2 separate regions of the Homo sapiens genome follow, and region 2 is linked to region 1. The links are chromatin loops, found by intact Hi-C in ENCODE. Cell type or tissue: Caco-2. All regions are shown on one strand. Each heading gives the region's core, and the rest is flanking DNA. Links, peaks and the distances in the headings are about the cores only.

Region 1 (12,002 bases), core at 1,557-9,556:
CTTGGTACCTTATCCACAGGCCTCTGATCTGCTCCATGACTTACGCATCCTACTCTTCACATCTTCTGAAAATGTTTTGCTGATGGTCCCCTGGAGCTCATGCTCAATTGTCCTTTGTCTGTGAATGTTGTTTCCTCACTTTCCTAAAGTTAGGCAGGAGCAAAAAGCACTTTAATCTTAGGCTAGAAAATAACTAAATGCCTACTACCTCATTTTTTCTTCTCTTTGCATCCCAAAACCAGACAGACAGAAACCCAGCCTACAGATTATGTGTTCTTTTCTTTGTTTCTTTTCTTTTAAGTTTGTTGTTCAAACCCAATGTCACTGCTCCCACTTGCAATCTGCCCAGCACTATTTTACCAGAAAATTCCTTACGTGTAGATTGATAAAGACATTGTGGCCGGGCGCGGTGGCTCACGCCTGTAATCCCAGCACTTTGGGTGGCCGAGGCAGGCGGATCACCTGAGATTGGGAGTTCGAGACCAGCCTGACCAACATGGAGAACCCCCGTCTCTACTAAAAATACAAAATTAGCCAGGGTTGGTGACACATGCCTGTAGTCCCAGCTACTCAGGAGGCTGAGGCAGGAGAATCGCTTGAACCCGGGAGGCAGAGGTTGCAGTGAGCCAAGATCACGCCATTGCACCGGAGCCTGGGCGACAGAGCGAAACTCTGTCTCAAAAAAAAGAAGACATTGTGCTATTCTCCCCAATAAATTCCTGTTATTCTAACAAGGGCTTTCTTGAAATACATACCTTGAAACATGGAGGAGTGTCACTAATGGTGGAAATTAGATATCACTTCCAGATAATGGGGGGATGTTAGCTATCAGTTCCAGATAATAGGGGGATGTTAGCTATCACTTCCAGATAATGGGGGGGATGTTAGATATCACTTCCAGATAATGGGTGGATGTTAGATATCACTTCCAGATAATGGGGTGACGTTAGATAACACTTCCAGATAATGGGGGATGTTAGATATTCACTTCCAGATAATGGGATGTTAGCTATCACTTCCAGATAATGGGGGGATGTTAGCTATCACTTCCAGATAATGGGGGGATGTTAGATATCACTTCCAGATAATGGGGGGATGTTAGATATCACTCCAGATAATGGGGGGGATGTTAGATAACACTTCCAGATAATGGGGAGATGTTAGATATTCACTTCCGGATAATGGGGGATGTCAGATAACACTTCCAGATAATGGGGGATGTTAGATATCACTTCCGGATAATGGGGGGATGTTAGATATCACTTCCAGATAATGGGCAGATGTTAGCCATCACTTCCAGATAATGGGGTGATGTTAGATAACACTTCCAGATAATGGGGGGATGTTAGATATTCACTTCTGGATAATGGGGGGATGTTAGCTATCACTTCCAGATAATGGGGGGATGTTAGATATCACTTCCAGATAATGGGGGGATGTTAGCTATCACTTCCAGATAATGGGGGGAAGTTAGATATTCACTTCCAGATAATGGGGGGATGTTAGCTATCACTTCCAGATAATGGGGGAAAGTTAGATATTCACTTCCAGATAATGGGTGGATGTTAGATATCACTTTCAGATAATGGTGGGGATTTTAGATATCACTTCCAGATAATGGAGGGATGTTAGATATCACTTCCAGAAAACGACCCCTCCAGTGAGGCTGCATCTAACCCTCCCCTGCCCAGCATCTAGCCATGGCTCCCTCTGAACCTTCACCTACAGAATTCTCCTGAATGGGAAATTTCTTGACACCTATTATAAAGATTCCACGTGTTGCATTACATGTAGACAAGAACATTCCCATAAATCACATCTCCATTTTTAAGTGACCTAGCAGCATTCTCTCTCTCTCTCTTATGTCCATAATATTTATTAAAGATAGCAACCATAGGCCGGGCGGGGTGGCTCACGCCTGTAATCCCAGCACTTTGGGATGCCAAGGTGGGCGGATCACGAGGTCAGGAGATCGAGACCATCCTGGCTAACACGGTAAAACCCCATCTCTACTAAAAATATAAAAAATTAGCCGGCGTGGTGGCGGGCGCCTGTAGTCCTAGCTACTCGGGAGGCTGAGGCAGGAGAATGGCGTGAACCTGGGAGGCGGGGCTTGCAGTGAGCCGAGACTGTGCCACCGCACTCCAGCCTGGGCGACAGAGCGAGTCTCTGTCTCAAAAAAAAAAAAAAAAAAAAAGATGGCAACCATATTCCTCTGTAACATCACATAATCATTTTGGTTGCTGTTGTGGTTTAAAATCCACTTTTATAACAATCCTTTAAACTAATATATAAATATTACCAATATATAAATATATAATATAAATAATATGATATAATATAACAATATCAAAGAGAGAGAGAGACGTCCCTCTGTATCCATGTGGAATTGGTTCCAGGACCTCCTGCTAATATCAAAATCCGTGGATGCTCAAGACCCTGATATAAAATGGCATAGTATTTGCATATAACCTATGCACATCCCCTTGTATATTTTAAATCATCCTTAAATTACTTATAATACCTAATACAATGTGAATGCTACGTAAATAGTTCTTATACTGCGTTGTTTAGGGAATACTGACCAAAAAGGTCTATAGATATTCAGTAAGGATGAATTCTTTTTTTTACAAACTGACATTATTAGCAAAGAAAATAAACTTTTTACACCAAAAAAGAGTATTTTTCACCACACAAATAAAAGATGGTATATATATGTGTGTGTATATATGGTATGTATATGTGTATATACACACACCATATATATACCAAATATATGCACCATAGATATACCAAATACATATATACACACACGCTATATATATGCACCATATAGATACACCATATATATTTATATTTATATTTATATATATATACATATATATATATGGTGAGGATATACAAATCCTTCCATATAAGGCTAGTCAGTAAATCTCAACAATTAAAAAGGTCATTTTCAATGGCCGATTAATCACAGAACAATTTAAAAACTATATAAAATTAAACCTACACACATATTAGAAATACAGTCCAATTCACTTATATACCCAACACACTTTAAAGTGGACACAGAAAAATGTTATTTACTGGCTTTAAAAAATATGTATTAAACTCATGTACTATTGTTTAAAGAGTACCCACAAAATTCTCACTTCAATGTTTCTTTGTAAAAGAAGTGGAAATCTATAATCCAAAGACCCTTTTCAAAAATGAGCTACTGATAAATGCAATGGATTTATAACTTCTGTAACATTTCATTCATGTTGTGAATTTTCTTGAGCATTATATTATAATTAACTTGCAGATGCAATTTTTAAAAAATATTTTTATCCTTGGTTGGTTGAATCCATGGATGCAGAACCCGTGGATATGGAGGGCCAACTGTATTTTTTTCACTACAGAATATGAACCTGTTAAATTTAATCGCTATTTGAGGCAGAGAGATACCTTCACACCTTCAAATCACACTGTGCAGGTGGCCACCTGACTTACCTATATGCTCAAGCACTACATAGAAAGTGCTTCTACTGAGAAGGCAACATAATGAATTCTAATATGAAAATGCACAGCCACTTAATTATAATAGTCATATTTATATTCGCCATATACCCTAAGAAAACTGACACAATAGAAATATAAACTGACATATTCCAGGGCCCCACACACGCTGGTCTTTGTATATTGTCAGTTTCACGGGAACAGCAGAAATGGATGAATAATGTAAAACTTTGCCATATTTTTTAAGAGCATGACGTAGAAGGATCGCGTAGTGCTTGTGTCTCTCGTGTCCAGTTAGGAAAACAAAACCAATTCTAAGCATTCCAAACACATTGGATTTGAACATTGGTTTTAAACGTCACAAAAAGCCAGGCAGGAACAACAAGGGGATGAGGCTCCCCAAAGACTGGTACCTGAGGAACTGCTGTTCGTAACTGCTGTTCGTAACTTCAGGATGCCACAACCACCCCATGAGCCAAAAACAACCCCAAAGAGCAATGGTGTAGCCCCAAGTCCACGCAGCTGTGGGCTGAGGAGGCTGGAGTCCTTCTTTAGCCACTGCCGGATGCAGTGAGCACTGCCACTGCCACTGCACAGGAAGCCAGGAGCTCACACTCCTGATACAGCAAGAGCCAGGGCCCAGGAGTACTGGTGGTTACAAAGCTGTCAGAGCAGCTGCTGCTGCTGCTGCCATTGGAACTGTGCCACCTTAGAGGGAACCCGGGCTTGCATCCACTTGTCACTGTGGTTACTGCTGCCAAGGGCACCACCAGGAAAAACAATGACTAAAAATATGGATTTGCTCTTTCTCCCACCTTCCCATTTCTTGCCAGTGCCTCCCATTATCAAAATCTTATTAAATACCAGTCAGAAGGCAGTGTGGAAAATGTAGCTTGCAGATATCCAGTCCCCTGTGATACAGAAAAGAGCACAGAATGGGGGTGCGCACCGACAGACAAATCACTGACCTGGCGCTGTGGGTGTGGAGCTCTGTAAGTAGACAGCTCTGTAAGAAGCCTGCCTGGACACAGGTCCCTCTCCCCAGATTCCAGCTCATCTCACTACCAGATGCTCTTTCTATTTCTGTGCTCCTTACTCTTCCCTCTCTCTCCTCTCTCTCTCTTTTTGCTACCATTCCCTATCCCTGAATCCACCTAGATTTCCACTCTTTTTTTTTTGAGACAGAGTCACTCTGTCGCCCAGGCTGGAGTGCAGTGGCACTATCTCGGCTCATTGCAAGCTCTGCCTCCCGGGTTCAAGCAATTCTCCTGCCTCAGCCTCCCGAGTGTAACTGGGATTACAGGTGCCCGCCACCAGGCCCGGCTAATTTTTTGTATTTTCAGTAGAGATGGTGTTTCACCGTGTTAGCCAGGATGGTCTCAATCTCCTGACCTCGTGATCCGCCCGCCTCAGCCTCCCAAAGTGCTGGGATTACAGGCGTGAGCCACCGTGCCAGGCTGGATTTCCACTCTTGTTCAGGAACTATGTCAACCACTCTAAGACACCTGGAGGGCCCAATGGTCACTTGCCACATTTTCTCTTACTCCATTGTCAGGAAAGTATGTGGATCCTCATAGAAACTGTAGGTTTTTTACTTTATCCGGTTGGTTCCCTCACAAGAAATCCACCTTATTATAGTAAGAAAACTGGAATTGGAGATCAAAGACTGGCTCTAGTATCATATCCACTGATCATGTGTAATATTAACTTGGGAAAATCTTTTCATATTTTGAGCATCAGTTTCTTTATGTGTAAGATCAAGGAGTTGACTGAGATCTAAATTTTTTTCCCACTCAATGTTATGAGGGTTTGTAAAATTCAGTTGTTTAAAATACCTGATTACTGTCTCATTAATTTTAAAAAAACTTTTCACAACTAAGTCTATAATGAGGTATTGCTCCTCACCCTTGAGGGCATTAGCTGCGGGGGTCTGCCCATGGACCCTGACCCAAACGACAGGCGAATAAAACGTACACTGACACAGATATTCTGCTTTGCCAGTCCTGCTGAGTGTCCGACCGCCTGCACACCAAGAGTGGTTTGTCACTGTGGCTGGCCCTGAGCAGCTCGCACTCCAGGCATTTATTTGGTATACAATTAACAACAGAAGCTCTGAGTCAACACACTTGTGGATAATTAACATGGTTAAGAGAGTAGTTCTAGGAATGATTAAAGCTCAGGTACCAAGGTCTAAGGTAAATACCATTAGGGGACAATATCCCTAGTCAACCTCCCCACAAGTGGGCCATCTGGCTCAAAGGTTAGTTATTGGAGGTAGGGTAAACAGACTTAAGTGGGGAAGCCTCTGTTGTCCCTAGTATTTACCCTAAGACCTAATGCTCTAAGGTAAGAACCGGCTGCCTCAGCCTGTTCAATTATTACAAGCTATGTAAACTTTCAGCCTTCCAAAAGGTTTGTGACTATTCCCTATAACTTTCCCTAGTATTTCCCTTTAATATTTCTGCCACCATCTGAGTGAATCCCAACACTACAACATATAAGAAGAAAAAAAAACAGAGACCGAGGCCAAGAATAAAAACTATAAACCCATCATATGATCAAATACATTTTTAGAGTCCAAACCATGGTGCAGAATATCCTGAGTTTCCTCATGTTCTCTCTCGCTCCACTGAAAGTCTACTGTTACGGCCACAGAGGACCCGTCTCTCTGGGCTCCCACATTCTTTCCTCCCTACCTTACAGTTCCTAAGTCTCTTTGGCCTTTTACCCTTACCATAAGATTTCACGTTTTTCTTTTTCTGTCCATCTCAGAAGGGTTGTCCTTCAGTTTCACCTGGGCTTCCCCTTGGAAGGCCTAGTGAATGGTCTCAGGTGATTGTGTCCGGAGGATAAGGGGAGTATGACAGCCACCTGCCCTTTCTTTTAGGGCTTACAGGAACACATCTACCAAGCAAGGGACTTCTTGCCAATGTGGAACATACCTTATAGCACAACCTCAGGGCATTATTATTTCTCTGGCTCTTTCCTCATCTTTTCAAAAACTTTATGTATTAGCTTACATTTCTATGACTCATGATGCGAAAGAACAGGTCATGTTAGAAGAGGAAAAGGGTGAGAAGAAATTCTGACCTACCTCAGTACACAAGGTGAATAGGATTAACTACATCATAAATTGTAAAAGTAAGAACAATAGACGTCGAAAGTTTTCTTTCTAAATGCATAGCACAAGTAAGGGGCTGGGAGAACAAATGTAGCTTCCTTAACTCTGTGGCCTGGAAGCCGCACGTTTCAGCACACATGCTTATGTCATTCTTTTCTCTTGATGGTAAATGAATGCTTCAATAAAATATATAACTCAAGGGAGTTGAGAAAAGGAAATTAAGACTGTTAGAAAAGGACATTAATATTTACTGGTAACACTGAAATCAGAATTATATATTAAAATGAAGTTTCTAAACTAGTTTCCATATTTGACTAGAACAAAAACAGCTTCTTTGCAAGACAATACCACACATTTCCAGAGCTCGTCCAGGATTCGTAACAGCTGCATGTTTTGTTGTTTAGAATCAGTATTTTGGTCACTGCGTAAATCAATACTTTAAAAAATTGTTTCTATTAAGCAACATAATAAAACAAATGCTCATTTTTTTTTGCATATCCAAAGGCCTTGAGGAATTTTAAGCAAAAATAGAAGGAAGGAAAATTATAATAAACAATGGCAATATGTTCATTTCACATATTTTGAGGTCCACCTGTTTAAATGTTTCTAAAGCCATTAAACACATCTGTTATTTTTTTCCCTTAGATAAACAAATTATATGAAAAAGTAAATATACGGTTTCTAAAGCCAGTTCAGATGGGATTTTGGGGCACTTTACCTCCCTGTGTGCTTCATTTTCATCCTCTATAAGAATAGGTTTCTCTCATTTACCTCTCTGAGTCCTGTGAAGTGTTCTTGGTCCATGTAATGCAAGGACAAGGCACAGAGCCATCCCCCAGTTGATAATGGGCGTGATCATTAGAGCGGGAGCAGCAGGTGGGGGTGGTTCTCCGTGCGGGCATTCATGCATATTTCCTCTTTTCATATCTTCAGTCTTGTGGAGTCTCAACAGGCTGCAGCTTCTCTCACTAGAATATTCAAAAGAGCATTTAAAATTAGGAGATGGTCTCTAACGTGCCTTGTAGCTCTAATATTCTGGGAATCTTTGAGGCTGTATCCTATACATTGTTATTTTTGTTTTATTTCTATATAACTATTACCTGCCTTCTACCTGTAAAGATATTCCACAATCAGGAACACATCGCTTTTTTAGGTATAAAGCAAGACTCCTGAATGGCATTCTTGCATTAGCATTTATAAGCGTCACCTTGATACTAATCGCGTTAAACTTCTGTGGGGAACGTTCTATTTAATATCACTGTATCATCTACATGGGACTCTGTTCTATGGGCAGCTTCTCTTCTGAAGAAGACATTGCAGAGCAGTTCTCATTATTTCACTTTGTCCCTCCCCTCAAGAAAGAAGACCTGGCCCGGCATAGTGGCTCACGCCTATAATCCTAGCATTTTGGGAGGCCATGGCAGGCGGATTACTTGAGGCCAGGAGTTCAAAACCAGCCTGGCCAACATGATGAAACCCCGCTCTGCTAAAAATACAAAAGAAATTAGCCGGGCATGGCGGCGGGCACCTGTAATCCCAGCTACTTAGGAGGCCGAGGCAGGAGAATCACTTGAACCCAGGAGGCGGAAGTTGCAGTGAGCCGAGATGGCGCCACTGCACTCCAGCCTGGACAACAGAGGGAGATTACGTCTCAAAAAAAAAAAAAAAGACCTACTCTAACCAGCATTAGTGAGAAATGGGTATTTTACCGAATATATCTTAAAGAAACATGAATGATAGCGAATGATAGAAGGGTACAACACTAATAACACAGCAATTCACCTCCCTTCAAAAATAAAACTACCCTTTAGATATTATATCGGTCTGGACCCTCTGAGAAGCTGATATAAGCACAGGATTACACATGCAAGGATGTTATTAAGAAAACTACTGCAAAAGGAAAACGGTGAAGGAGCCAGAGGGGTCTGCGAGAAAACATCTTAGGCTGCTTTCCAGTCTATGGAAGGTTCAGCAAAGCTACTGGAAGTCCACGAGTCAACCTCAGGCATCAGAGGAGCTCATGGCTCCCAGGACAGGCATCCCTGCTTCCAATTCAGTCATTGGCTGGAGAGCAGCCCATGGGAATGTGGTTACAGCACAAGTGCACGATGGATTTTAGCTCAGTGGCCAGGCTCTTGGTCACTAACTCCTCTGTCAGTGGAGATCTGCAGGGTGTAGTCTCTTGGCCAAATCTCTCTTCCCAAACTCTGTTCTGGTATCCACTGCAAATTCCACCCACTGTCCCACTGAACTGCCCTTTAGTCTAGTATTTCAAACATCACACACTCAAGAATTCTCCCTTCAGAGCTTTTCTGTTTTCTTTTCTTTTCTTTTCTTTTTCTTTCTTTCTTTCTTTTTTTTTTTTTTTTTTTTTTTTTTGACAGAGTCTCGCTCTATCACCCAGGCTGGAGTGCAGTGGCACCATCTCAGCTCACGGCAACTTCTGCCTCCCGGGTTCAAGTGATTCTCCTGCCTCAGCCTCCCGAGTAGCTGGGATTGCAGGTGCCCGCCACCACGCCCAGCTAATTTTTGTATTTTTAGTAGAGATGGGGTTTCACCATGTTGGTCAGTCTGGTCTCGAACTCCTGACCTCACTATCTGCCCGCCTCGACCTCCCAAAGTGCTAGGATTACATGCATGAGCCACTGCGCCCAGACCCCTTCAGAGCTTTTCTACACCTCTTCCTTTCTCTTGTCTCTTCTACAGGCTTATCCAAAGTTGCATCATCCATCATTATTCTCGGGCATATTAAAGCCGTGACTTTGCTTGCCCTCAGGAAATTAAACATCTGTCAGTCACCAGGAGTCACAATCCACAGAAGACAGTGAGTAGGAGGATGCCACAGAACCCATCGTGTTTCCTGCCGTATTAAAGCAGGGCTGTGCTGTCATCAGCCTGCGATGTGCCATTTATTATGCAGCACCCCATCATCTGGCTTCTGTCTCAACCAACATACTGAAACTGCTTCATAAAGTCATCAGTGTATTTTTAATTGCCAAGTTGATTGGACATTTCACAGCCATTATTCCTGACTTTTATAAGCATTTGACATGACTGATCATTCATTTCTTGAAATTCTGTTTTTTCCAGACGGCCGTGATAAACACTCTGAACATTGTTCTTGCGCTTTCACGGCTATCCCATTTCTTTTTTTTCTAATGCCTTTTGTTCCTCCCCATTCCTTGAGTATGGGTGTTCCCCAGACCTGTTGCTTCAGTCGTGTGGTCTAAATACATACTTTCCCTAGGAACTGTATTCTCTAATGTAGAAGAATAATGTTCCTTTACTTATGTATGTTGTATTGATCAAGCTTTTAGTATGACAACATATACTATATTAAGTTCTGAGGATAATATCACAGGGAAAAATCTCTGGCTTTAAGGAATATATTGTCCAATGGGAGAAACATAAAAGCAAGCAAGCAATTACAAGGCAATGAACTACTGTGATGATGGGGATGTACAGGGTTCAGGGCACACACAGGAGGATAGCTAACTTACACTTGGGAAATTAGAGAAGATTCTCATAGGAAAAAAATCACCAATGTGTCATCATAATAATAACAGAAGCAGTAGGGCATTCCAAGCCAAGACAGCACTGTGCTTGAGGAGCTGTAATTCAGCTACATAGTTCAGTAGATCAGCTATTGAATCAAGGACAATAGGAGAGGTTGGGTCACACAGATGCTGAACAATCAACCTACTGGGATGAAGGACATTGTGTGCACCACTGCAGCCTTTGGTTCTCACGCCGACAGCCCTGAGGATTCACAGACTTCAAAGAAGAGCATGACTTAATGTTTCAGAAGGTTTTTGGAAGCTCACTCCATACAAAAGAAGGATTAGAAGTAGGATATACAGTTAGCAATCAGCACCCACGGGCTCTGCATCCATGGGTTCAACCACGTGCAGATTGAAAAGGCAGTTAGGCCTATGATCATTGCATCTCTACTGAAAAATGTACAGACTTGATGTTATTCCCCAAACGATACAGTAAAACAACTGTTTCCATAGCATTTACATCACGTTAGGTATTATAGGCAGTCTAGAGATGGTTTAAGTACACGGAGTATGTGTGTCAGTGACATGCAAACAAGACACCGTTTTGTATAAGGGACTTGAGCATCTGTGGATTTTGGTAAAAAAATTCATGGGGTTCCTGGAAGCAATCCCTAGCAGATACCAAGGGATGACTGAATTTGAGATAAGAACAATATCTAAGAACTCTCCAGCTCAGTTTGATAAAATATTACTTAAGCCTACTATGTACCAAGCACTTTAAAGTGCTGAGTGTTAAAGGCTTGCTTAAGAGTAATGTGTATAGTAAAATCCCATTAAATCAAAGCCAAACATCAAAGAAAAACAAAAAAGAACTCTAATGTTCTTTTAAGTATGTGTGTAACCTATGTTTATACATGTAGTATTATTCTGGAGTAAACTACTGTAACTGGGCTGGGTGTGGTGGCTCGGGCCCATAATCCTGGCACGTTGGGAGGCCAGGGCGGGTGGATCACGAAGTCAAGAGATCGAGACCATCCTGGCCAACATGGTGAAACCTGGTCTCTACTAAAAACACAAAAATTATCTGTGTGTGGTGGTGCACGCCTGTAGTCCCAGCTACTCGGGAGGCTGAGGCAGGAGAATCGCTTGAACCTGGGAGGTGGAGGTTGCAGTGAGCTGAGATTGTGCTGTTGCACTCCAGCCTGGGTGACAGAGTGAGACTCCATCTCAAAAAAAAAAACTGCGTAACTCAGTTACCCAAACCAAAAATGCTTCACTCTTTAGTTTCCTCTTCCTCATATCCAGTTATCCCATCTGTTCCAATTCTAAAGGAGCCCTTGTATACGCTTATTTTTCTATCTGCATTGCCACCGTCCCAATCTACACCACCACCACCTCTTGCCTAACCTCTGCCATTAGTGTCTTAACTTGCTCTTGGGTTTCTATGCTTCTTCCCCTATGAGCTCTTCTCCACCTGGCAGACAGAATAATCTTCATGTGAGTGAGTCCGACTGTATCATTCCGCACCTGAAATCCTCCAATGACTTCTCACTGCATTTAAGATGAAGTGAAACTCTGTCCCACGCCCTATAAGGCCTCATGTAATCTGACCCTGCACACTTCTTTACTCTCTTCTTATGCTGTTCTGCTCCACCCACTTCTCCAACTATATGCACTCAATGATTCAGCAGTTTTTAGAATAGGCTGTGATATTCTCACATATTTCTATCTATAAGATACATACTTTTCACCGCCTCCACCGTTCCACCCTGATCCATAACACCACCATTTCGTGACTGGCTACTCAATTTCTTATCTGGGCTTCCTGCTTCTGTTTTTCCGTACAGCAGCCAAAGTGACTCTGTCAAAATGTAAACCAAATT
Region 2 (12,002 bases), core at 2,612-10,611, 170 kb before region 1:
TTTTTCAGTTACAAATAAATACAAGAAATTTTGCAAAAGATTGTCTTTGGCATTTCTTCCAAAGGTATATATGGAGTGACTTCAAAATGTGGTCAAAGCTCAGATTTCACCGAGAGAAATCCTTAGCAACTTTCTGCTGTACCATGGTAAGGATGAAGAGGGGGACTGACAAAACAGCATGCTCGTTGTGAACCCTCTAGCATTTCTGTCTCATTCTGAGTGATTCTGAGAAGATTCAAGAGGTTATCTTAAGACACCATTATTATCTTCCTTTCCAATCAGAAGATCTTTAGACTTTACCAATATTATAAACCCAGAGAAAGGTAATTATTCTATGAAGCACTATTCAAATATTTTTTTATTCATGATAAAACATTTAATATCATGCTATTTTCTAGGGACTTCGTTTTGTTATTTGTCTGTGAGTGCCACATATTAAATACTCTAAGCTAACATACTTTTAAACTGTATAACAACATACATATAATAAAATTATATTGATTCAAACATTGTAATGCATAGTCAGAAAACTCTTATAGTTAGGCACAATAATAGATTTAACTGTATTTTTAGTTCCTTAAACAAAATGAATCATAATGATTTAATATTTATGCACAAAAATTGCATTCTGTGCAGGTTATATGTATATAGACAAATGATCTCTTATTGAGACTGAGTCATCTCAAGAGGAAAATTCACTGTAATTTTGGTATGAGTGGCACTATGCAAACTGTATTCTGATATATTATTCATTGATAATAAAGCTGAATAAAACTTCCTTTTGTGATGTAGAAATGCTCCCTAAGTATATTTTGCTGTATGCAAACACAAAGAGACAGGTGTCCAGCTGATTATTGCATATGGCTGTCATTCTAAGAGCTGCTCATATAAGCTATTTACGCTTTTGGGTGTGGATCATGTCTGCCTTGGAACATACGGTCATCCTTAGAGTCTGTTCAGCATCTCTACAAATGGAAATTATTCTTTGATAATTTAAATTATTTGAATTATAATTGTATCAAAAGATATCATGACCAAATATGAGTACATATGTATCCCAGGAAGCCTTTAATTAAAAAAGAGAAGACAGTAGGTTGAGAGCCAGGCAAGAAATAATTACAAAAGAGACAGATATTTGATATTTGGTTTCCTAGTTCACCTCAAACTCAAAAATTTCTTAATGTTTTAGGAGATTTATAAAAATCAAATGTTCCTTATTTCCCTACTACAAAAACTTTACTTTTCTGACAGTAGATGAAAAGAAAAAAAAATTGGCCTGGGATCCAGTTTATATTTTACTATGGATTTGAGTCATATTTAATTTATTTTCTACTCTGCCCAATTTATCCCTGAAATTTGGCACATGCATTCAACGAGCATTAAATACCCCTCTTCCATCTGAGCTCAGCTTTTCCTTCCCTCCTTCCTTTTTTTCTCGCTCTCTCTTCCTTTCTTCATGTTTTCTTCTCCTTACATTCATTTCTTTCTTCCTTCTCCCACCCCTTCAATCCTTTCCTTTCTTTTTCTATATCTTCTTGCGTTTTTTTTTATGCCTTATATTCTTTGCAGTCCATCAACTGTTTTCAACCCTCGAGCTAGGAACCACAGCTTAATCACAACTTAAAGCTATCACTTTGTACCCCTCATTCAACAACTTCCCATGCCCTCCCTCCCTCCCCCTGCTGCACGACAGAACAACTCTAGTCAGTACTATACTGTATATTTCAAGATGACTAAAAGAGTACATTTCAAACGTCTCGCCATAAAAAATGATCGGTAAACGAGATGATGGATATGTTAATTAGCTCAATTTAATCATTTCACATTGTTATATATCAAAATATCACATTGTACCCCATAAACATATAAAATTATGATTTGTCAATAAAAATAATACTAATTTAAAAAACGCAAAACACAAAAGCTCTCACTTGACACATTCCTAGCCCCAGTGCAAAGACTTTTGCTGAGGCGGAAGTTCTGTTAGTCATCTGCCGAGGCAATATTGTCAAAACTTCCAGATCGTAAAAATGACCTCGGGATCTAGCTGACACACAGATAGCCAGAACCAAGGGAAAATGTATTTTAACAAACTCCCTAGATGATTCTTACGAGGAAAGTGCTAGAAAAGACTAATCTAGATCCACCCCTCAGTCGATGCAGGATTTTTCTTCTTGCCATTCTGACCTGCCGTCATACAATACCAGCTTCAGCACACCTATAAATATTTCTTTTAGGAGAAAGCCTATTCCATTTTGGACCGCTCTAATTATAGGGGAAACAAAAGTCTTCTTATGTTGTTCTTAACACCATTTCCTATTTTGCAGACTACAGTTTTATCATGGGCACATACCGCTATCATTAAAAAACTAGACTAATTGTAGAGGAAATCAAAAGCACTGTAATACACATGATTTGACAGGAACAGGGCTTTGCTAGCAGGGAAGCAATGAAAATGGGATCAAGTCTTCCCAGCAAAGGAAATTAATCAACAGGAGTCTGACAATTACAGGCTTATTTTTAGAGACAGGTGATATGTGTTGAAGGTTATTAAGATGTAACCTCTTATTCATCTAGAACCCTAAATTTTTCTCCTTGAGAAAAAATCTTTAGGAAAGCTACAAAATGTTGTTACCTCTGACAGGTGAGTTCCCAGAGAGTAATGCTATTATCACATGATTTTAATCAGAAAACTTCAGTTTAAATTTCGATTAAGACAGTAATCCTGCCACCTTGAGTAAATGATGGAACTTCTCTTAGAATTAGTTTTTCGTGTGTGATATATAATAAGGCAATTCTGACATACTTAGTTGTAATAAGGATAGAAGGTGCTATGAGGATGAAAAATTATAAACTTCGTTCAGTAAGTATGTGAGCGTTGTCAAGCAATGTCACTAAACTGGCTATAAGATGTGTCTCTGGTATAATTCTAGTACTGATTAATTGAAGAGAAAAAAGAGCATAACAAGTCCATTGGCATGCAGCACGCATGTGTCTAAACTTACCTATCTCTAGAAGTCACACCTCGTGTTTTTAAAATATCGTTCTACTCTCAACAGAATTTTTTTATCCTTATTAGGTTTCACGTATTTATTGGTGTGGGAGAATAGAAACAAGAAAACCAGGGTGAGAAAAGACTGAGACTTCAAACCGAATTCAGTCATCACTTCTCTATATTGGCCAAGCAAGACAATGGAACAATAGATTAAAGTGTTATGAATGTAAAAGACAATATAGGAAGCTGCATGAATTATTGAGGCTCCTGAAGTCATCTTACATCTGTCTGCCCAAAGAAAATGCATTCGGGAGAATTGCCTTATTGCACTTTGTGTGTGTCATTATACTAAAAAAGTCAATTTTTAAAGGAGACAAATTACATGTTCATTTTTCTCTTTATACACAATATATCAATGTACGTATTCAGGAGGATACTTCAGTGTTGGATTTTTTAATAGGAAAAAACAGAGCCTCCCCCACCCCTGCCCCGGCCAACAAATTAAACCCTGGTTCTGACATTAGCTAGCTCTTTATTCTTGATAAAGACACAGATAAAGTCAATGATCACTGAAAGATGCATCTAGCTTCAACCTTGATTTGTACACGCATTTTTATTTAAAGAAAATGTTTTAAAATAGAGACAAACAACTTGAGCACTGAAGTAAAACTGAGGAAGGACACAAAAATAAACATGGAGTCGTATTTTGAGTTCATTATGTCAAGTATTCCTCTCAGAGAACAATGGCAGGTAAAAAACAGATTAGATAAGATTTCTGATATAACATTAGGACAAGTGATGTCAAAATTTTAAAAAAATTATTTACTTACTGTTGTTCCTGATAAAATATTTTTATCATAAACCTAATATTAGCATTTCTCATTTAGTAAAACAAAGGCAAATTTGATTGCGGTTTGAATCTCTTTTAGTTTTTAAAATACTTCTAATATGTGTAAAAAAGAAGTTTAACCCTAAATTATGTATCTCATTTTAAACACGTTATTTAACATTGCTGAGGGCTGCAAAAATATGAAGAGATTAGAATCAATTTTCTGAGCACCTTCCGTATCCAGGGTACCAGAGAAGAAAGAAGAGGTGTTCAAAGTTCAATGTATTGCTTATTGAACAAATACTGAATGAATTCCTCACACATGCCAGGGAAGGCTGATCTATAGCAGCATTGTTATATAAGTGCTGTAAAGGAGATAAACATGTACTATGGAAAAAAATCAGATTAATTCCAGCTATGAATCTCTGTAAAGGTTTAGGTAGGATGCAACCGAAGAAAGCATTCATGAACTAAATCTGAACAACTCTATAAAATCATATAAATGAGCATATAAATGATGCTGAGCATATAAATGATGAAAATTAATGATTTCAGGGGAATATACAGCCATGTTTCCCATAACAATGTTTCAGTGATGAACCTCATATGTAATAGAGGTTTCATAAAATTATAATAGATATGTTTAGATACACAAATATTTACACTGTGTTAAATTGCCTGCAGTATTCAGCACAGTAACCTGCTGTCAGTGACATTCTGTACAGGCTCATTGCCTAAGCAGTAGGCTATGCCATACAGCCCAGATGTGTAGTAGGCTATACCATCTAGGTTTGGGTAAGGGTACCCTATGGTGTTCCCACAGAGAAAAAACCTCCTAACAGTGCATAAACTGTACGTACATTGGAGATGTTTTTCTGTATTTAATTTCAGAATCTATATGAATGACATGATTGAAAATTTCCAAATAAACTAGTTTACTAGACAGTCATCGCATCAATATTTTGTATGTTTCAAAACAATTTCAGCTGTTTGCTTAGGATGTTTAATGTAAGTAAAATTTTTCTGGGGAAAAACATTTTTCTGAATAAGAGGCAAACTTCTTATTTATAAAATTAATATTTTTATATTGACTGGGTTGGCTTTTCTTTCTTTGTAAAAAATTTCCGTGAATATTTTTATAAACTTATAAATATCAGATTTTACTGAGATATGTTTTTCTGAACAAGCAAAATGGTATAATTAACATTTGAGCAATGATTTTGATTCCATTCCTCAATTGTGAAGTCAGTGCACAACACATTTGTCTCTAAATTTTGTGAGAATCATCTGGATCGAAAAATGTTGGAAGATTTGTATTTATAATTAACTTGTTATTCAAAAATTTAATTTCATGAAGTGACCTAATAATATCTTTATTTTTATTCAGCTTTTGTTCATAATAATAATACAGTCATTATCATATACAAATCATTGACAGAGATAAAACTTCATTTTTAGTTTTTTGTCACTAGACAGATACGTTTTCATTTCTGAGCTCTCTTGAGTATATTCTAGTACTACCAATCCATAAAAATTTCATAATTTTGCTGATTCAATAGTATACCTCTGGTATAAAAATTAGATGGGATACTTCTCATTTGTATTTTAATATATCATCTCTCGAGTTGTTTGTATCAATTTCTTTTCTTGAATTTCCAAAGCAGTCTCCTGTAACATTTTACTGCTTAAAACCCCCATTTCTTTGTTCTTGACTTCAAGCTTTGTATAACTCAAGTGTGACAACTCTAGATCCCAAAACTTATCTCTGAAAGGATTTATATGTTAGCAATTTTAAATTTTAATTTCTTCATGAACATTTATTGAGCACTTACTATATGCAGTGTACTTTTAACATCTTTCATCTCATTGTACTTCTCAGAAAATGATAGTCACACATCTTCTTAAATGTTTAAATTATTGTTGCTCAAATGACACGTCATAAAGAATTAATGGAAAGTACAATGAGATGAAAAGCATAATGAGTACAAAGAGAAGAGTAATGTTTGATGCTTGCCATTTTGAAATTCGCTAGAGGCAGTCTGTCACTGTGCTCATCATTTTCCCTTCTAAAGTGTCTCTTGAATTTACCCTTTCTTCTCGAGTCTGGCTACTGAGGCTGAAGCTCAGACTTTCACCCTTCATGCCTGGAATGTTACAGCAGCTCTTTAACTGATAAATCTGTCTCTACCCATTCCTTCTGGAATCCATCTTTCACTGCGATAAGCTTTCTAAATCACTCATATTGTCATGCCACCCTTCTGCATACCACACCCTATTTTCTTCTGCATAAAGATCAAACTCTCTCTCCCAGCCTTAATGGTCACTTATAATTTTGTGCCGTTCTACTGGTGAAGCTTCATTTTCTAATTTTTCTCAGTCTACATACACTACCTCTGTCAGATTTGACAACTCACTTCATTCCCAACTGCATTAGTCAAGGTTCTCCAGAGAATCTATCTATCTATCTATCTATCTATCTATCTATCTATCTATCTATCATCTATCTGTCTATCATCTATCATCTGTCTATCATCTATCATCTGTCTATCATCTATCATCTGTCTATCTAATCTATCGGTATGTGTGTATACATATGCACACACTCATTAACATGGGCATTCGTTCACATGCTCATGGAAGCTGAGAAGACCCACCATCTGCCCTCTGTGAGCTGGAGACCCAAGAAAGCCTGTGGTGTAATTCTGCCTGAGTCCAAAAGTAGGAGGGCTGATCATGTAAATCCCAGTCTGAGCCAGAGCCTGGGTGGGGAAGTGGGGGATGTGTTGGTGTACATCCTGGAGTTGGAAGATCCGAGAACCAAGAGCTCTGATCTCCAAAGGCAGAAGATGGAAGTCCCAGCTGAAGGGAAGAGAGAATTCATCCTGTCTCTGCCTTTTTGGTCTATTTGGACCCTTAATGGATGGGATGATGCCTGCCCACATTGGTGAGGGCAAATCTTTACTTGATCTGCTGATTCAAAGGCTATCCTCTTCCAGAATCACCCCAGCAAACTCACCCAGAAACGATGCTTTATCTGCTCTCTGTGTATCCCTTAACCCAGTTAAGTTGACACAGAATTAACCACCATAGCAAGACCCACTGTCTCTCGCCAAGCTCCTGCTTTGTAATTTGCTTCTTTGGAATGCTTCCCCTTCCCTGTAGCTATCCAACCACTAACCCATCCTGTAAAGCCAACACTGAACCTCACTTACTCTAACGGTTCCAGCACATCCCAATGTTCTTTCCTTCTCTGAATTCCAGTAACATTTATCATCAGAATCTCATGGCTTGTGACTCAATTGCTCCTGAAAAAGGCACTGGAATCAAACACAGACACACTGGGTTCACAGTTCAAAGACACACATTGTTCACGGTTGAGCCTTCAGACTGTTTCTGCCTCCCTTGTCCTCTGGTATGGCAGTCACCACAGCCTCCCAGTGACGGATGATGGTTCCTTCTTCTCCCTTACTCTGGAAGCCTGTGGGAGGCACCCTACTGGTGTTAGCTTCCCATGCCCAGTGCCCCCAAATCACTGCTGACACATAGCAGTCTCTTGATACGTGTTTGAAGATTGAATGTCTGCCATGAATTCTGATCTAGGGCTGCCTTATCTGTAAAATAGAATGAAGCCCTGCCCTGCTTAGTTCACAAGATCATTTTGAGTAGGAAGAAAAGGAGGGGAAGTGCTTTGTAGTTGTAAGCACTATAGAAATATGATATACTATATGATATTGTGTATATAATGATGCTTTCCTAACTACTCTCTTTGAGGCTAGAAACTGTCTTATTTTGACACCAATGTGCACACTTGACTACTAATATTCTGTTGGCTGATGTCATACTTTTAGTAAAATTTATGCAAATTTGTTAATTAATTATAATTAATATAATATTAAGATCATTCCTTTCTATACTGTTAGTATATGTAAGTGTCTCCTACACGTCATAGTGCTTAAAACAACAAAATCACTGACATTCCAACTCTGAACAACCTGAGTGTTTCCATGAATTATATTTGTATATGTTATATCCTCTGCACATAAAACTGAAAAAAGATACAATTTAAAACAAAATCATTAAGACAATCACCTCCTAGGATAGAAAACAGAGCCAGGGAACTCTTGTTTGGCATTAGGAGGAATCTCTACTTTGAAAATAGAAAGAGTTAGAAGAACTGGATTTTGATCTCAGTTCTACAGACATACTGGCTAGATGGTGGTGAGCAAATTACTCATGTTCACAGAACTTCACTTTCTTTCCAGGAAAAATATAAATTTCAATATAATTCTTGCTCTCATGTTGATATCACAGATTAATGTAAATAAAAGGAGAAAATATATGTTGATATGTTAATGAATGCAAGTTTTCAAAAAATTTAAGTATCTGAATCTCACACTATATACTAATATATCAACAACACTATTAAATAAAATATTTTTATAATGTGACTATACAAAAATACTGACTACATGAAAAACTTTGGGATGGAATACACATATGTTTAGGGTTATGTTTCTGAGTACTTTTGGTGAAATGAGTTGATTTGAGTAAATGACACATACAAACCATTTTTACAAATCAGAATGCCTTGGACACAAGGATGTTTTCCTTTTTCTTGATTATATTTCTAAGTGGATTTAGCAGATTAGCTAATAGCAATTTATTTCTGCCTTGTGTGAAAAGATAGGTGTTAGGTGTGAAGAAGCCAATGAAAAGTAATTGTCAGCTTTTTTTTTTTAGACAGTTTCACTCTTTGTTGCCCAGGCTGGAGTGCAGTGGCGTGATCTTGGCTCACTGCAACCTCTGCCTCCCGGGTTCAAGCGATTCTCCTGCCTCAGCCTCCCGAGTAGCTGGGATTACAGGCATGCACCACCACGCCTGGCTAATTTTGTATTTTTAATGGAGACGGGGTTTCTCCGTGTTGGTCAGGCTGGTCTCGAACTCCCAATCTCAGGTGATCCACCCGCCTCAGCCTCCCAAAGTGCTGGGATTACAGGCGTGAGCCACCGTGCCCAGCCAGTAATTGTCAACTTTTGAAGGAACAACTTTAACAGAAAGTAATGACTCTAAAGCAAGTCCTGCTATAAAGAATAATAGAGAAAGTGAGTGAAACATGACAAAAACCCCAAAACAACAAAAAAGTATATGTCCACAGTGTAGACATGAAGTGGAGGTGCTGAAATTAGCACATCAAACCTTATCATTAACTTTTGTCAAAACGAAAGACTTTAATTTTGGAGGTGAGGTGGGGTAGGCAATTCCTTCAAGGTGTGGTCCAGCAGGAGCAACATCATGTCTTTAGCATTGCATCCAATGTTGGGAAGGACACGGGTGTTCTGAGTCACTGTAATAAAGGAGGAGTAGTTGATATCACATTTTTCTTAACACAGCTGAGTATTATGCTACTTTTGTTTTTATAAGTTTCTAATGTTAAGTGCCTAATTGAATTACACAATACAGGTTGATAAACATGGATTAAGATAGACTAGATTTAATTCCTCTGGATTGCTGAGAAGGAATCTATCATCATCATCATGGCCAGGCATGGTGGCTCGCATCTGCAATCTCAGCACTTTGGGAGGCTGAGGTGGGTAGATCACGAGGTCAGGAGTTTGAAACTAGCCTGGCCAACATGGTGAAACCCCGTCTCTACTAAAAATACAAAAATTAGCCGGGCATGGTGGCGGGCGCCTGTAATCCCAGCTACTCGGGAGGCTGAGGCAGGAGAACAGCTTGAAACCAGAAGGTAGAGGTTGCAGTGAGCCGAGATTGTGCCACTGCACTCCAGCCTGGGCAAAAGAGCGAAACTCTGTCACAAAAAATAAATAAGTAAATAAACAAATAAAAATAATCATCCTCATGAGGGCCCTTCTGAATCATTAAAAATAGAATGTATTTATCCAGTAGGGTCTGAATTCTATGTATTATTTACTTTGCAAAATTTGGCAACCCATGCCATATTTCACTTTGTGTACCAAAGACATAAAGTAGAAAATAACATAGTGTATATTTGGGAAAAAAGGGAAAAGACCGATCCTGATCTTTGCATTTAGCTGGATTTTCATTCATATCTAGTTTAGACCTTTCCATGGCAAGAAATCTTATTGCCATTGATTATCCTACTGTCTCTTTTTCATTTTCCTCCAATTAATGTGAGCATCCAAGACCCTTCTACCCATTAGTTTTTCAACAACCTACTTGGGCCCATTTTGCTTTGCATTCATTTATATGGTGCTACGATGTGAATGTGCCTCCTCCAAAGTTTATCAGTTGGAAACATAATTGCCATTACGACAGTATTAAGAGGTGAGGCCTTTAGGATGTGATTAGGATGTGCATACCTCGTTTTATTGCATTTTGCTTTATTGAGCTTTTGAGATAATTCATTTTTTAGAAATTGAAAGTGGTGGCACCCCTGCATTAAGTAAATATATCAGTACCGCTTTTCCAACAGCATGTGCTTAATCTGTCTCTGGGTCACATGTTGCTAATTCTTGCAATATTTCAGACTTTTTATTTTATATCTGTTGTGGTGATCTGTGATGAGTGATCTTTGATGTTACTATTGCAATTGTTCTGGGGCACCATGAATTGTGCTCATATAAGACACTGAACTTATTAAGTGTTGTATGTGTACTGACGGCTTCATCAAACAACTATTTAACTATTTCCCCATCTCTGTCCTTCTCCTCAGGCCTTCCTACTACCTAAGACACAACAATATTGAAATTAGACCAATTAATAACCTTACAATGGCCTCTAACTTTTCAAGTGACTAAGTGTTTTTAGTCTAGAAATGATTAAGCTTAGTGAGGAAGGCATGATAAGGGCTGAGATAGGCTGAAAGCTAGGCCTCTTATGTCAAGCAGTTAGCTAAACTGTGACTGTAAACAAAAAGCTTCTGATGGAAATCTTTTCCAATGAGTACACAAATGATAAGAAAGCAAAACAGCCTTATTGCTGATATGGAGAAAGTTTGAGTGGTCGTGAAAGAAAACCAAACCAGCTACAATATTCCCTTAAACCAAATCCTAATTCAGCACAAGGCACTACTCTTTTCAATTCTGCGAAGGCTGAGAGAGGTGAAGAAGCTGAAGAAGAAAGGTTGAAAGCTAGCAGAGGATGGTTCATGCAGTTTAAGGAAAGACACCGTCTCCATAACATAAAAGTGCAAAGTGCAGTAGCAGTGTCGATGGAGAAACTGCAACAAGTTATCCAGAAGGTCTAACTAAGATAATTAATGAAGGTGGCTACACTAAACAACAGATTTTCACTGGAGACAAAGCAGCCTTCTATTGGAAGAAAATGCCATCTAGAACTTTCACAGCAAGAGCAGTCAATGCCTGGTTTCAAAGCTTCAAAGGACAAGTTGACTCGCTTGTTAAGAGCCAATACAACTAATGACTGTAAGTTGAAGCCAGTGCTCGTTTAGCATTCTGAAAACCTTAGGTCCCTTAAAAAGTACATTAAATCTACCCTACCTGTGCTCTAGGAATACAGTAACAAACCCTGCAAGATGGCACATCTATTTATAGCATAGTTTACTGAATATTTTAAGCCCACCATTTAGACCTACTGCTTAAAAAAAAAAGTGCTTCAAAATATTGCTGCTCATCAACAATGTACCTAGTTACCCAAGAGCTCTGATGGAGATGTACAAGGAGATAAATGTGGTTTTCATGCCTGCTAATACAACATCCATTCTGCAGCCATTCTTGATCCATTCTGCAGTGCATGGATCAAGGAGTAGTTTTAAATTTCAAGTCCTATTAAGAAATGCATTTTGTAGGGCGATATCTCCCATAGATAGTGATGGATCATTCCTCTGATGGATCTGGGCAAAGTAAATTGAAAATCTCAGAAGGATTTACCATTCTAGATACAATTAAGAACATTCATGATTCATGGGAGGAAGTCAAAATATCAACATTAACAAGAGTTTGGAAGAAGTTCATTCCAACTGTCATGAATGGTTTTGAAGAGTTTAAGACTTCGGTGGAGAAAAATCACTGCAGATGTAGTGAGAATAGCAAGAGAACTAGAATTAGAACTGGAATCTGAAGATGTGATTGAATTTCTGCAATCTCATAATAACACTTTAATAGATAAAGAACTACTCTTACGGATGAGCAAAGAGAGTGGTTTCTTGAGATGAAATCTGCTCCTGGTGAAGATGCT

Evidence for each region. Hi-C counts contacts between places; a loop is a spot of excess contacts. Peaks named below come from ENCODE experiments on the same cell type or tissue, not always from the same donor. Only the 100,000 strongest peaks of a DNase experiment are listed, where the experiment ranks them.
Region 2: it touches region 1 in a loop (2.4-fold over the local background); 1 of 110 quality-filtered maps calls a loop at or near these places.

The regions. Positions count from the first base shown.
Region 1 is chr4:188,432,289-188,444,290 of GRCh38, reverse strand. LOC105377609 (a long non-coding RNA gene) reads left to right here. Exons shown (of 4, transcript XR_001741960.2): 4 at 9,326-12,002. Among named protein-coding and RNA genes, the nearest start is that of LINC01060, 17 kb to the left of the region's middle. In Caco-2, for the core only: no CTCF peak of the experiment used is centred there; a DNase peak (open chromatin) is centred at 5,750.
Region 2 is chr4:188,598,934-188,610,935 of GRCh38, reverse strand. LINC01060 (long intergenic non-protein coding RNA 1060) reads right to left here. Exons shown (of 5, transcript NR_033869.1): 5 at 9,028-9,168. Among named protein-coding and RNA genes, the nearest start is that of LINC01060, 150 kb to the right of the region's middle. In Caco-2, for the core only: no CTCF peak of the experiment used is centred there; no DNase peak of the experiment used is centred there.